2 separate regions of the Homo sapiens genome follow, and region 1 is linked to region 2. A link is a loop called in an ENCODE intact Hi-C map of the cell type or tissue named here. Cell type or tissue: endothelial cell of umbilical vein. All regions are shown on one strand. Links, peaks and the distances in the headings refer to the core of each region. The heading gives the core; the rest is flanking DNA.

Evidence for each region. Peaks named below come from ENCODE experiments on the same cell type or tissue, not always from the same donor. Only the 100,000 strongest peaks of a DNase experiment are listed, where the experiment ranks them.
Region 1: it touches region 2 in a loop (5-fold over the local background); 2 of 110 quality-filtered maps call a loop at or near these places.

The regions. Positions count from the first base shown.
Region 1 is chr6:154,289,768-154,296,740 of GRCh38, forward strand. All of the region lies in intron 1 of IPCEF1 (interaction protein for cytohesin exchange factors 1), which reads right to left. Among named protein-coding and RNA genes, the nearest start is that of IPCEF1, 64 kb to the right of the region's middle. In endothelial cell of umbilical vein, for the core only: no CTCF peak of the experiment used is centred there; a DNase peak (open chromatin) is centred at 3,284; H3K27ac peaks cover 2,091 bases.
Region 2 is chr6:154,444,667-154,451,639 of GRCh38, forward strand. It overlaps CNKSR3 (CNKSR family member 3), which reads right to left. Exons shown (of 13, transcript NM_173515.4): 2 at 5,429-5,592. Among named protein-coding and RNA genes, the nearest start is that of CNKSR3, 63 kb to the right of the region's middle. In endothelial cell of umbilical vein, for the core only: no CTCF peak of the experiment used is centred there; DNase peaks (open chromatin) are centred at 3,475, 3,935 and 4,105.

The sequences.
Region 1 (6,973 bases), core at 2,311-4,810, 150 kb before region 2:
AAAAAAAAAAAAAAAGAGAGAGAGAGGAAAAAAAAGTGAGTCATGAGATTTCTGCCTGGACTCAATCACCTGGGTTAAAATCAGAATCCCACCACATCAACCCCAAGAATAAGCAACAGAACAGTAAGTTGATCATCGTGATAATGTTAGGGTAGACAGCTAGGCAAACACAAACAGTTCAGGAAAGTCCCACCACCACCACCACCCAGGAATGTCAGGCAATGTTAAACCACCAGGGGATGGTCAGGTAGTTGTTAAACTGGCTCTCTAAAATAATAATTGGTGGCAGCTGGTGCCAGGGACAGGCAGTCTCCCATTAGATAAGTAACACTTGAAGCTGGTGATCAGCAGCTTCCTGATAAGATCTCAGGAGATGGCGAATGGGCCCAAGTATGTGTACTAAAGGGCAAAATGGCAGAGTTTAGCATATGACCTCCCTCTGGGAACACTCGACTGGTAAGGGAAAAATGCCTCAAGTGAGCATGCATGCAACTTCAGCAAACACACTGAGCATGCTCCCCTCCCAACGTCTGGCAGGCCATTGCACATGCGGAAAGCCCACCCCAAGGGAAGAATCAGGGTAGGAGAGACAGAAACCCCTGTACCATGCTGATGTATAAAACCCCAAGTCAAAGATCAAACAGGGTACTTGGATCTCTCAAGTTGTCCGCTTGGCACTTTTCCAAGTGTACTTTACTTCCTTTTGTTCTTGCTCTAAAACTTTTTAATAAGCTCTCACTCCTCAAAAACTTGCCTCAGTCTCTCACTCTAAGTCATGCCCCTCAATTGAATTCTTTCCTTCGAGGAGGCAAGAATCAAGTTGGTGCAGACCTGCACAGATTCACCTCTGCTAACAATAACTTCCCACTGTCTCTCTCAAAATATGAAAACAAAAGTTTTCTCTCATAGGAAAGAAGATCTGGGTAGCAAATTATCAAAAAATCATTAAACTGAGATCCTCAACATTTAATTTTTTCTAAAGAGGACAGTAAAAATAATGTTTTATCCTTTTGAACACACCCCATGATACATTTTTACTTCACTTTTAAATACCACGAAAGATGTGCACATAGATTGAGAACTTCTATCTATTTTCCTGGAATTTTTCCAGTAGGAATATATTGCCTTTTTTTTTTTTTTGAGACAGAGTCTCACTCTGTGGCCCAGGCTGGAATGCAGTGGCACACACAATCTCAGCTCACTGCAACCTCCGCCTCCCAGGTTCAAGTGATTCTCCTGCCCCAGCCTCCTGAGTAGCTGGGATTACAGGCACCTGCCACCACGCCTGGCTAATTTTTGTATTTTTAGTAGAGACAGGGTTTTGCCATGTTGGTCAGGCTGGTCTTGAACTCCTGACCTCGTGATCCACCCGTCTCGGCCTCCCAAAGTGCTGGGATTACAGGCATGAGCCACTGCACCCAGCCCAGTGGGAATATATTTCAAATTAGTAACAATAATTCTATTCATTGCCTAAAAGCATACATTTATAAAAACACAGATTTTTATTTTTTAAAATCTATATATTTGCATCTCACAGAAAAATAAAATTGTAGGAAAACATGTTCTGCAAAGGACATATTTCAAGATCTGTATTTTAATAACTCAATCTACTTGAGTACTTGGATTTTTTTCTTTTTAAATTTTTTTTCCAAAATTTTATTTTGAAAATGTTTAAAACTATAGAAAGCTTGTAGGAATAGGTAGCAATGAACACCTAGATGGCCTTCACCTTGATTCCCAAATTATGACACTTTTCCACATTTGCTTTATCTCTCTGCATATCTAAATATTTTGCTGAACCATTTGAGTCACTTGTAGACATAAAGATGGTTCACCCCTATATACTTCAGCATGTACCTCCTAAGAGCAATGATCCCACTATAGTTATTAATAATGATCACACTCAGGAAAGGTTTTTTTTTTTTTTTTTTTTTTGAGATGGAGTCTCGCACTCTCGTCCAGGCTGGAGAGCCGTGGCACAATCTCGGCTCACTGCAAGCTCCGCCTCCTGGGTTCACGCCATTCTCCTGCCTCAGCCTCCCAAGTAGCTGGGACTACAGGTGCCCACCACCACGCCCGGCTAATTTTTGTGTTTTTAGTAGAGACGGGGTTTCACCGTGTTAGCCAGGGTGGTCTGGATCTCCTGACCTCGTGATCCACCCGCCTCGGCCTCCCAAAGTGCTGGGATTACAGGCTTGAGCCATCGCGCCTGGCCACACTCAGGAAATTTTAAATTGACAAAATGCAATCACTATACAGTCCAAATGTTCCAATTGTATCACTGATGTCTGTTTCAGTGTGGAAGATTTGTTATATTTTATTTTAAATCCTGGATTTAATCAGGGATCACCAAGGCATGTCTACGGTCTCCTTTTACCTTTCAGGACATGTTTTTGTAGAGTCCAGGCCAGTTGCTTTGCCTAACACCCCTCAATATGGATTTGACTGACTGTTCCTTCACAACTAAGTTAAACATTTTTGGCAGAGGTACTCACAGGTTGGAATGCTTTCCTTCTTTGTATACATTAGGAAAACCACATAACAGGTTGGATTAATATTTTCTTTCAATCACTTAGTAACACTTAGTGATTGCCTCATATAAACTAAATTTAGTGTCACAGTTTGCAATTTACAAAATGCTTTGATATGGATTAATTTATGAAATTTGCGCTACAATCGCATGAGGTAGGTTTTTTATTTTGGTCATCTTTCCTCTTTTGAATAGAATTTTATCCAAGTTCATACAACCAGCAAGTCTAGCTCAGTGGCCAAAATTTAAGTATAGAATTACCGTAAAAATCACCCTAGAGTAAGAAACTCTATTTTCAGGTCAAATAAATCTAGATCCCTTTTTCTCTTTTGTAACCTGTACTCCCTGTTGTCCAAACTCTTTGCCTTACAGTTCTTATTTTGTTGTGTTAAACTACAAGGTAGTGAGGTATCATGATTTATCTAAACATTTTTTCAACCATAATTATTTCAAATTATAAGAGTTAAACCAGAAACAGTGGAAAAAATGGGTATTAACTTAAAAGTGGGCGATATGTTAAAATAAATGAGTATTAGCTGTATTGAGTAAGCTAACACTCAAAGTGATTGGCTTTTCTTCATGTTTTTGCCTTTGCTTTGGTGCAACTAATGATATACCAGCTCTTTCTTTCTCCCCAGAACAAGATCTTATGTCACTTCCTCCTACATTCCAAAGCAATGAAAACAGTATTTCCTGAAGGAGTCATCTGTATGTTTACAAAAACTTTCCAGCATATTAAATTAGGTAGTTTTTCTTATTTACTTTTTGCCGTGGGGGCCTCACAATCGCAGTGCTGTTTAGTTAAGAATCAAGTCAAGAAAAGTTTGGGAATCGGTGTATGTAACTTGAGTCACAACTTATAACATGAATCTCTAAATAGACATTCCAGCCAGAAAGAGAAACAAACAGGTTTCCCAACCTATAGGTCAAGGGTACTGAAGCTGGCAAAAGCCAGACAAGGTTTAGAGTGATACTGAAATCTAAAAAGCAATACAACCCAAGTCCAGGTCAGCGCAACTGCAGATGCTTATCTGGGTGGCATCAGACTCAGATGTACCATCTCAATCACTTTCAGTATAGAAAGATCTTCAAGAAAATAGGCTGCAATTGTCCACTGACAAAAACCACTTTACTAAGCCTCAAGCTAAGATAACAGATCAAGATCCATTTACTGCTTCATCCATGCACCATTTCTCTAACATTCAGTGATCTGAATATCTCACTTCAAAGCAAAAGAGCAATTAGAGCCATTTAAAATGTCTGAATAATGAGTGTGATATTATTGTTACTGTCCAGTGTTCAATTTCATAAAGAAGCAGGAACAGACTCCTGAAAAATACCCGGAGAAAAAAATGAACTATCTTTTCCACTTCCACAGAGCTCTTCGAGCATTACATGACTTTCTTTTGAATTGGCATATTATGCACCCCCTAAAAGAAAACTCTCTACTTTAATCCCAAGAAAAGCATTATTCTTATTCTTCATTTGAATTATTTTTTAGGCCAAATACAGTAAAGGAAGTTGCACTGATGATTGTGCTTAAATATATAAATTGGGGCAAGACAGGGAGCAGCAAGAAATGTTTCAACTGTGAAGTCTTTAATAGAACATGTATCATTCATTTTTCCCCACTAATCCTCAACAGACTCCTATTATCTTCAGATAATAAGAGAGGCTGCCTGCCATTAATTTAATCACTGTAATTTCCTAAGAAATAAAGACTGATGTCTATTGAAAATTATTCCAATTATGTCTTTGAACATGAGTTCAAAACTGGTAAAATTACCACTTTCAATAATATATTAACCTCCTAATTGTTATTAGTTATTCTCACAATCCTCTTAAAGCAAAGAATGACATTGGGGCCCAATTCTTTTATTCAACTTTGAGACACAATTATTTTTAAAACTTTGCTCAAGTTCAACCCACTTCAGGTGTAATCTAACCCTTTAAAATACATCCTAAGAAGCAATTTATCTGCTTAAAAACAAAAACTGGGCCGAATCCTTTTTATTATATCATGTAAAATCAAACTATGTAACCACTTGAAAATAAGTAGAAGTAGGTAAAAGTAAGGAAATCTCACAGAAACACCAATGATAAAAGTACTGGAGGCTGGATGCAATAGGTTATGCCTATAATCCCAGCACTTTAGGAGGTCAAGGCTGGAGGATTGTTTGACCCCAGTGAGACAGCCAAGTATAAAGGGGTTTCCCGAGAACCTTCGACTGGCCTGTGCACAGGGAGGTGTGTGCACTGTGGTGCAGCCATGAATTTCACACCATTTGCAGAGCGGAGGATTCTGGCTTCCCCTGTTCTGGGGTGGTAACTGGGAATTCAACCTATGAGGCAGGAAGCCTACCAGCAGAACTCTCACTTTGCTGAGAGTCCCTGTTTCCCTTTTTATTTCCTTTTTGCCCAATAAACCCTGCCCTTCTCACCCTTCAAAGTGTCTGCGAGCCTAATCTTTCATGGTTGTGTGACAAGAACCTGGCTTTTAGCTGAACTAAGGAGAAAGTCCTACACCACCAGGAGTTCAAGATCACCCTGGACAACAGAGTGAAACCCCATCTCTTTTAAAAAATAAAATATAAAAATTATTTTTTAAAAAAAGTACTTGGCCGGGCGTGGTAACTCATGCCTGTAATCCCAGCACTTTGGGAGGCCAAGGCGGGCACATTATGAGGTCAGGAGATCGAGACCAGCCTGGCTAACACGGTGAAAGCCCGTCTCTACTAAAAATACAAAAAATTAGTCGGGTGTGGTGGCGGTCCCCTGTGGTCCCAGCTACTCGGGAAGCTGAGGCGGAAGAATGGCGTGAAACCAGGAGGCGGGGATTGCAGTGAGCTGAGATTGCGCCACTGCACTCCAGCCTGGGCGACAGAGTGAGACACCATCTCAAAAAAAAAAATACTAATAGCCAACATTTATTAAGCTCTGATTATTTAATTTGTACAGTCATGTGCTAGATGCTGCTCATGCATTAAGTATTCATTTTCACAGCAACCCCGTGAAGGTGGTGCTGTTCTTACAAATGAAGACCACTGCCCTGGCATCTGCCGCTGTGGCTGCTGTTGACTGCTCTGTTGGCAGCTGCCACTCCATTGCTCACGGGTGGCTGCCGTGCTGCCCCCAACCTCCTCTGGACACCCCCATCTCACCGCACCCCACCACCAACACACACACACACCTCTTTCTGCTCATTGATGAGGACTTTCCATAGTGGCACACACTTTGCTGTGAGCATTGCTTGGGGAACAGAGAGCACAGGGGGTCTAGGTCAGCGACGCCTGCACAAGGATCTGCTGCCTCTTCCCACACTGCTAGACTTCTTGGCTCATCTTGGCTTTTGCCAGCAGCCCCATGGCTCTCCCTCCAGTCCAGCCTTTTGTGGATCTGAGTCCATCAGCTAAGTCTGTACATGTCTAAGCTAAAACTGCAGAGAAATTTAGCCTCTCTTGCCCAGGGCTTTGGGACTCTTGCAATACTCCTGGTCATGCCTCTGTCCTGAACTGTCTGGAGCTCTCTGACAGCCAGGAGGTGACTGCCTGTCACACACATGTGCACACGCACACACACACACACACACACATGCGTACACACACACACACACGCACACACACACACACACACACACACTCTTAGCAGTTGGCTGGCCGCCATCTAATGTAGCAGGTCATGTTAGCACACTGTCTTCCCTGACACTGTTCAAAATATTAGTCCCAAATTATTAGCTATATGAAGGAGCTGACAGCTACTACTCTCAAACTTCTCAGTGTTCTGAGTCTAAATATGCTGTGGGCTCTGTGCATACATTTCATGAGGATAAAGGAAGCACAGGGAGATAGGGAAGAAAGGAACAAAACAGGAATGAAGGGAAAGGAGCCCTTTTGGGCAAGCAGATTCCAAGGGGTGCTCTTGTTGGGTTTTGACCACCCAGAGGGCACCAAGAGGACAGGAACACCAGAGGCAGGGGAAGAGCTGCTATAAGAAGAGGATGTAAAGAAGACAAGGGAGTGTGAAACACAAAAGTCACTTCTCGGATCCACCGTTGCCTTCTCTGCTTCTCCTAGAGGCCAGCGCCACATCTTTTCACCTGTTTAGCCCACCCTCAACTCCACCGCATGCCCTAGAAACTCCCAGGCTAGAGATTCATTTTTGGCAACTACCAACACCCAGGAAAAACTCTGTCTGTATCTCTCCTTGACCAAAACGTATGTACCACCTAAAATGTTGTTAAAATGAATATCGGCCGGGCGTGGTGGCTCACGCCTGTAATCCCAGCACTTTGGGAGGCCGAGGAGGGCAGATCACGAGGTCAGGAGATCAAGACCATCCTGGCTAACACAGTGAAACCCCATCTCTACTAAAAATACAAAAAATTAGCCAGGCATGGTGGCGGGCGCCTGTAGTCCCAACTACTCGGGAGGCTGAGGCAGGAGA
Region 2 (6,973 bases), core at 2,332-4,831:
GTGATCTCGGCTCACTGCAACCTCTGACTCCCTGGTTCAAGCAATTCTCCTGCCTCAGCCTCCCAAGTAGCTGGGATTACAGGCAAGTGCCACCATGCTCAGTTAATTTTTGAATTTTTTAGTAGAGACGGGGTTTCACCATGTTGGCCAGGGTGGTCTCAATCTCCTGACCTCATGATCCGCCCACCTTGGCCTCCCAAAGTGCTGGGATTACAGGCATGAACCACTGCACCCGGCTGTGGAGAAACTTCTTTCAGCTGGCTTTGGCTATGTGGGCCAGAGAGAGGCAAGTCACGTGTCAAAATCAAGATACATAAAGCATAAATATACTCGGAAGTAGGTAAGAAACTTTTTTTTTTTTGCAAGATGAACAATGGTAAGTTAAAAACAACAACAAAAGGCTTTAACTTTAACAAAACAATTCTAATTTTAAATAGATTTTACTTGAAGTTTAAATTTATGTTACCTCCTAGTGAAACAAAAAATAATATTTAAAAAATTAGAAATTTTGAAAGAAGCAAAAATTAGCTGAAAATGTTCTCTTCCAAACTTTTGAAAAAAACTGAATTTCAAAATATAAATGAATATTCTATATTAGCAGTATTTTTCTATCTAAATGTGATATTCATTTTTTGTTATTTTCTAGAGACTAAAATATAATAATATTGTCCTTCAATAGAGAGACAAAAATAAGATGGATTTGCATCACAGCTTTTTAAATTCAAAGAATCAAAGACTCACAATTGAATGGATAAAGAGGCCACAAGACAGAGCTTGTTTTGAAGGACTTGTAACTATGATTAAAGGGAAAGGTCCCCTCATTCGGTCACTCAGCCTGCCAACTTACATGAAGAGTTTTGAACTAAAAGCAGGAAAGTCAGCTTTCAATAATCAATGTCACCATAAATTACTTGGAACTTTTATTACCATATACATAACGTTTACTTATTGAACTCAAAGAGGATTAAGAGCATTTTATTGTTGCAAGAAACTTTAAACCTCAATCTTCTAAAAACATACCACTTTTAATACTGAAATAAAGGGGTAGAGTGGCTTCTTATAACTGGTTCTCTTCATTTTCCACTCAGTTTGCTCTTTTTCTTCCCCAAAACAAATAATGGACCTAGAAAGATGAATAAATATAGCTAGAATAGAATTTTTAAAAGAAGGAAGGAGGAGAAGAAGAAAGGAAAGTTCCTTCCCTTCGACCCCATTCCACATTAAAGAGAGAACAAGAAACTGATTATAGTAGCTCTAAAGAACCTCTACTGTAGAAGCATAATCAGGAAAGGATTATTGACTTAAGTGCCCCATAAAGACCGAAAATAAATAATTTCTCAGACCAGATTAATTATTTTCACCAGTCTTTTCCCCAAAACTTGTCTCCTTCAGAAACTGCTTTGAGATAAAGCATCAAAAAGATACAAATTAAGTAACACAATGAGTTTCTGAAAATCTGTTCACCTACTAAAACCCTTCCACTGAGATCTCACTTCCTAGGGTTCACCATCCGGGATCCTTTCCTGATCTGGCTAGAGAAACCATACACTAAATGGGAGAAAAGGAAAGCAAAAAGTCTTAAAATTATACACATTTAGCTAAGGACACACCTTACACAACTTCTTCTCTACCATCTTCTCCATTCCTACTAGCTCTGTTCGTGATCTAACGTGTGATTAAGGTGTGCCAGAGACACAAAATCAAAGCCATCTTATTGACTTGGGTCAATTAAGAGACAACCTAAGAAATATAGTTCACAATTTTCCTAAGGCATTTTTAAATAAGCTCATAAGCAAGATCAAGTTAAATACAACTTGCCAGCAAAAATTCCTGTTCCTGCATTTCTTCTCATAAAAAAGATAACATGTTTAAATGATTTGCCTTGGGTGAATAATAAACAACAAATAATCTCAGAGGTATACCAGTGCGCATAAGCACTCTAGGCCCATAGATTCATGACAGGTACTTCATTTAACCCCAAGTCTAGGTAGCATCATTTAACACATGCATCAATTCCAACTCTGTTCATTTCTCAACCTCCTTCAACCTTCAAAACACAGCTGCCCATGCCTTGGTGTTCAGTAAACTAGGGCCTCACTGACTTGGCAAAGAACACAGGTTACAGTCATACTTATCTTTTTTTTTTTTTTTTTTTTGAGATGGTGTCTCACTCTGTCGCCCAGGCTGGAGCGCAGTGGCATGATCTCGGCTCACTGCAAGCTCCACCTCCTGGGTTCACGCCATTCTCCTGCCTCAGCCTCCCAAGTAGCTGGGACTACAGGCACCCGCTACCACACCCAGCTAATTTTTTGTATTTTTAGTAAAGACAGTGTTTCACCATGTTAGCCAGGATGGTCTCGATATCCTGACCTTGTGATCCGCCTGCCTCGGCCTCCCAAAGTGCTGAGATTACAGGCGTGATGGGATTACAGGTGTAAGCCATTGCACCCGGCCACAGTCATACTTATCCTTATTGGTTATTCTTACTGGTTATTCTCAATCACACCCTCTCGACCAGTACTGGCCAACAGAACTCTATGCACAGATGAAAATGTTCTTTATCTGTGCTGTCCAATATCGTAGCCACTAGCCACATGGAGCTTCTGAGTACTTGAAGTGTTGCTAGTACAACCGAGGAACTGAATTTTTTTTTTATTTTAGTTGATTTTCATTTAGACAGTCACATTGGGTAACAGCTATCCTACTGAAAAGAGCAGCTCTATAATCGGTCTCAGGTACCCTCTACCCAGAGAGAGGAAGAAAAATTGGGTACAGATTCTAATTCAATCTGGGAAAGTGGTCCTGGTCTCATCATATAATACAAATCACTCTCCTAAGCCACGACTGCCAGCCAAAGTCAATGTTCACAAAAGATGGTTTCTCTCATTGCTCTCTAACCATGACCAGCTAATTTGTGAGCCACTGCTCACCAGTTTTGGAATCTTCATTAATAGCTGTTTCCTATTTTAGGTTCCTGCCCATCTATCTGCCCCTCTCCTTACATTGATACTTTCCAGTGGTTTTGTTTCTCCCCTCCCCCTTCCTTACTTTTAATTATATTCATTTCCTGTCTATCATAAAATCAACATCCACTAAACTAAGTTTACATAGAAACCTCTTTTATAACACCAAGGCCAACTGCATTTACACATTAACTGCCCTGGAGATGTTCTGTTCAAAGCATCACCAATTTATATATCCAAAGATCTATATGCTATAAATGGATTAAAAAGACAGTATAATTAGTATATGAATTATAATAAGAATATTCAAAAAGGAGATTATATCCAGACTAAAGACATTTTAGTAAAACTCACTAAAATAATCCACACTCTTTTGTGAACCCCTAAGTGACCCCCCCTGTCCAATGTAGTCACTGGCACAGAGCAGGTCCAGAATGAGTCTGAGGTCAAAGCTTGGTCTACAAAGGAAATTAGAAGGAAATTGTAGGAGATAAAACACAGCTTTAGGTTCTGGCATTTGTCCAGCTTTGTTCATTTTAGCCTAATGCTCTAAGAGGTAGAGAAGAGGAAAAAGCAAAGAGAATGCCCAGAGGCAGCTGTTACGTTTATCATCCCACTTGATGCATGTGATGCGTCTCTAGCTGACCCTTCCTGCCTCTCTTACTTTGGATTTCCAAGTAAATTTACCTGTCCTCAAAGTATTACTGCAAAGTGAAAGAGACAATTTGCAAAACATCAAGCAGAAAAGACGGAAAAGCCATGTTCCCAGAAAGTATAATAAAAGTAAACTCAAACACGTTTGTACAAAAAAAAAAAAAAAAGAAAATACAGTTTCGGTAATAAACAGGATGCTTAGATGTCTGGGCAGTGCAAAACACACAATAGTACACAGCCACATCTAAGGTGAGCGTTACTGTACAGATGGGAAAAACAGACATCACCATTTCCCCAGAGGTCACAGAGGGAGTAGCATGTAGCAGAGCCAGGATTAGAATGCAAATTCCTGCTTCCCAGACCCGTGCTCAGACTACTTGGCCATAGCGTCTCCCAGGCGGCAGCTCATTTATCAACTACAAATAATTTCCCCATTACTTTCCTAAACAAGAGCAGCACATCTCAGAGCAGAAGACAAGGCTCTGTCCATTTTAAGAAGAAGAATACACACAATGCAGCAAGTGTTATATAATCAACAGTACGCAGACCAGCGACGGCAAAATCATCAGCAGCACATTCTTTCCCACCATTCTCAGTGATGTAATTGTATATACCCCTGGCTGGGGTTCAGGGCATTACTAACCCAGCCTGAATGCTGTCGAGTTTGTCCAAATCCTGACAGTTAAGTAAACTGCATCTTTAGCCTGGCACCGGGACAGGCAGACTTGAATCCCACCCACACTAACCAATTTATAAACAAAATGTCCTTACAGGTGTTTTTGGCCCACACCTAACGAAGCTACCCATGTGATTCTAGTGTCAGGACCCAGCAGGATTTTACTCATTCATGTTAAAGCCAAAACCCATCATCTACAAAATGTAATGAAGGCCACATTTTTTTCCCATTTTATAGGTCATGTCAAGTGCAAATATCAGTTATTTAAATATCACAAATATCTGTGAAACTCAACCGCTTTTTATAGTAACAAAATCAGACATGAAAATCAGAACCTATTTCTCACTTCAATTTAGAAGATGACATTTTCTTTTCTTTTTTGAGACAGGTTCTCACTCTGTCACCCAGGCTAGAGTGCAGTGGTGCGATCTCTGCTCACTGCAGCCTCCACCTCCCAGGCTCAGGTGATTCTCTGACCTCAGCCTCCTGAATATCTGCGACTATAGGTGCGTGCTAGCCACACCTGGCTAACTTTTGGTATTTCTAATAGAGACAGGGTTTTGCTACGTTGCCCAGGCTGGTCTCAAACTCCTGGACTCAAGCAATCCACCCGCCTCGGCCTCCCAGAGTGCTGGGATTATAGGCATGAGCCACTGCGCCTCGCCAGAAGGTGACATTTTCATTCAGGAGTATTTCCATCATTTTTTCCTTATAAAAGAAAATTAGACTAATACAGAGATTTTCTGAAAAAGACAAACTCTTTCTGTAAAGGACAAGTTAATAAATATTTTAGGCTTTGGGGGAACCATGTGGTCCCGTTACAACCACTCAATTCTGTCACTGTCGCAAGAAAGCAGTCACAAACACGTAAGTGAATGGACATGGTTGTGTTCCTATAAAACTTTATTTACAAAAATAGATAGTGGGCCAGATTTAACTCGCAGGCCATAGTTTGCCAACCTTTAATGTAGAAAATAACTTATTTTTCCCCTTCCTATAGTATCTTCAGCTCATGTTTTATTTTGATGGAGCATTAAGGAAAGAGTGATATGCTAAATCACAAACAATGACGGCTTAAGAGAGCAAGGCTCTAAAGAACGTCATCACGGTACAGACCGTCTTTTCCTGAACTAACCAGTGCACAGAGAAGGTCCACAGCCTCCAACACAAGCTCCTGGTGTCCAATCCGTGTGACCCCCAGCTCCTCCAGGTCCTGATGGGAAATCTGCAGCAGCTGCTCGCCGTTGATCTTCTCTCGTTCAAACTTGTGGACATATTGTTGCAGGCAGTCATCCAACCCTGCCAAAAACAATCAGAAGTCCCATTATTGCCATTTTGTTCCTTTACCCACCCCCTGCAAACTGCCCACATGTCACATCAATCTCAGCAATCAACAATTATGATGCCACTATCTGGTTATCTATGTGAGGCCTATTGCACCTGATGGGCACTTTTGCATGACATGTCAAACAGGTTTTCAAGGGCAGCTTAACATTCTCAAGTGATCCAACAGAATTTTATGATAGTTACCTTCTCATTCCCTGTAAACTAAAGGAATAAACACCAAACCCCTGTTGACTTAAAATGCTAATTATCTAGACCAGACATGCTGTCTGTTTGCTAAGCAACCCTTCTTTTGGGACATCATCCCTCCCATCCCACGTAATCCCAGGGAGCTTGCCAGTCAAGACGCCTTGCCACAGTGGGTGGCACATGGCCAGGTCTCCCGTAGTGCTCTATACACCAGCCAGTCACAGGTTTAGGGATGGACATGTGACTCAAGCAGAACCAATCAGAATCTTCCTTGATATTTGATATATGGACACAAGAACTGAGAAGCTCTTTCTTACTTTCCAATCAGAAGTCAAAAGATAAACCTTGGCAATGCTGGCAGTCATTTTTCTCATCAGTTTTCTGAGAATAAATCCATTTGAGAAAGAGAGAGAGAAAATGCCCCCAATAATATCCTATATGCCCCTGGATCTAACCTTGCTTAATAAAGATACTTCTAGCCCTAGAATATTTCACTTAAGTTTAAATAAGTTTTCTTTTTAGATTAAGCTTGTTTGTGTCGAATCTCTGTCCCTTGCAACTGAAAAAGTTCTTATAAATACAGACTATAAAGGAGACAGGTATCAGCAGTGGTACCACATAGAAAGGCATGGTAAATGGGTTCGCTTACGGGAATTTTTCCAGGTCAAACACTATGGCCAAAAGTGCCGTATTTTAATGCTTGTATATAATGACTAAAACGAGTAAGCCAAATAGAACTTGAGAATTCTTATTCCTGTACAGAGAACTTGTTTTAATAATTTTACTGGAATAACATTTTACCCTGAATCAATTGATCTATTGAAGCCTAATAATAAAAGTCACCTTAGTGTTTTAAAAGACTTAGTGATTTAAAAGTGTTTTAAAAGTTATATAAACTCAATCCTAACACAAAGAGTGAACACTCAATTTAACGGGAAAAGTATGTAGAAAGCATGCTGCTGCCCCTCCCCACCAAACGCGCACACACACACACGCACACACGCATACATGCACACACACGCGCACACTCGTGCACACACGCACACGCACAGATGCACACACACATTTATTTCATTTAATCCTCACAAAACCTGTGTCAGTGGGTATTTCTCTGAGCTAGAAAAGGCCCAGCACTTACTTTTTGTAA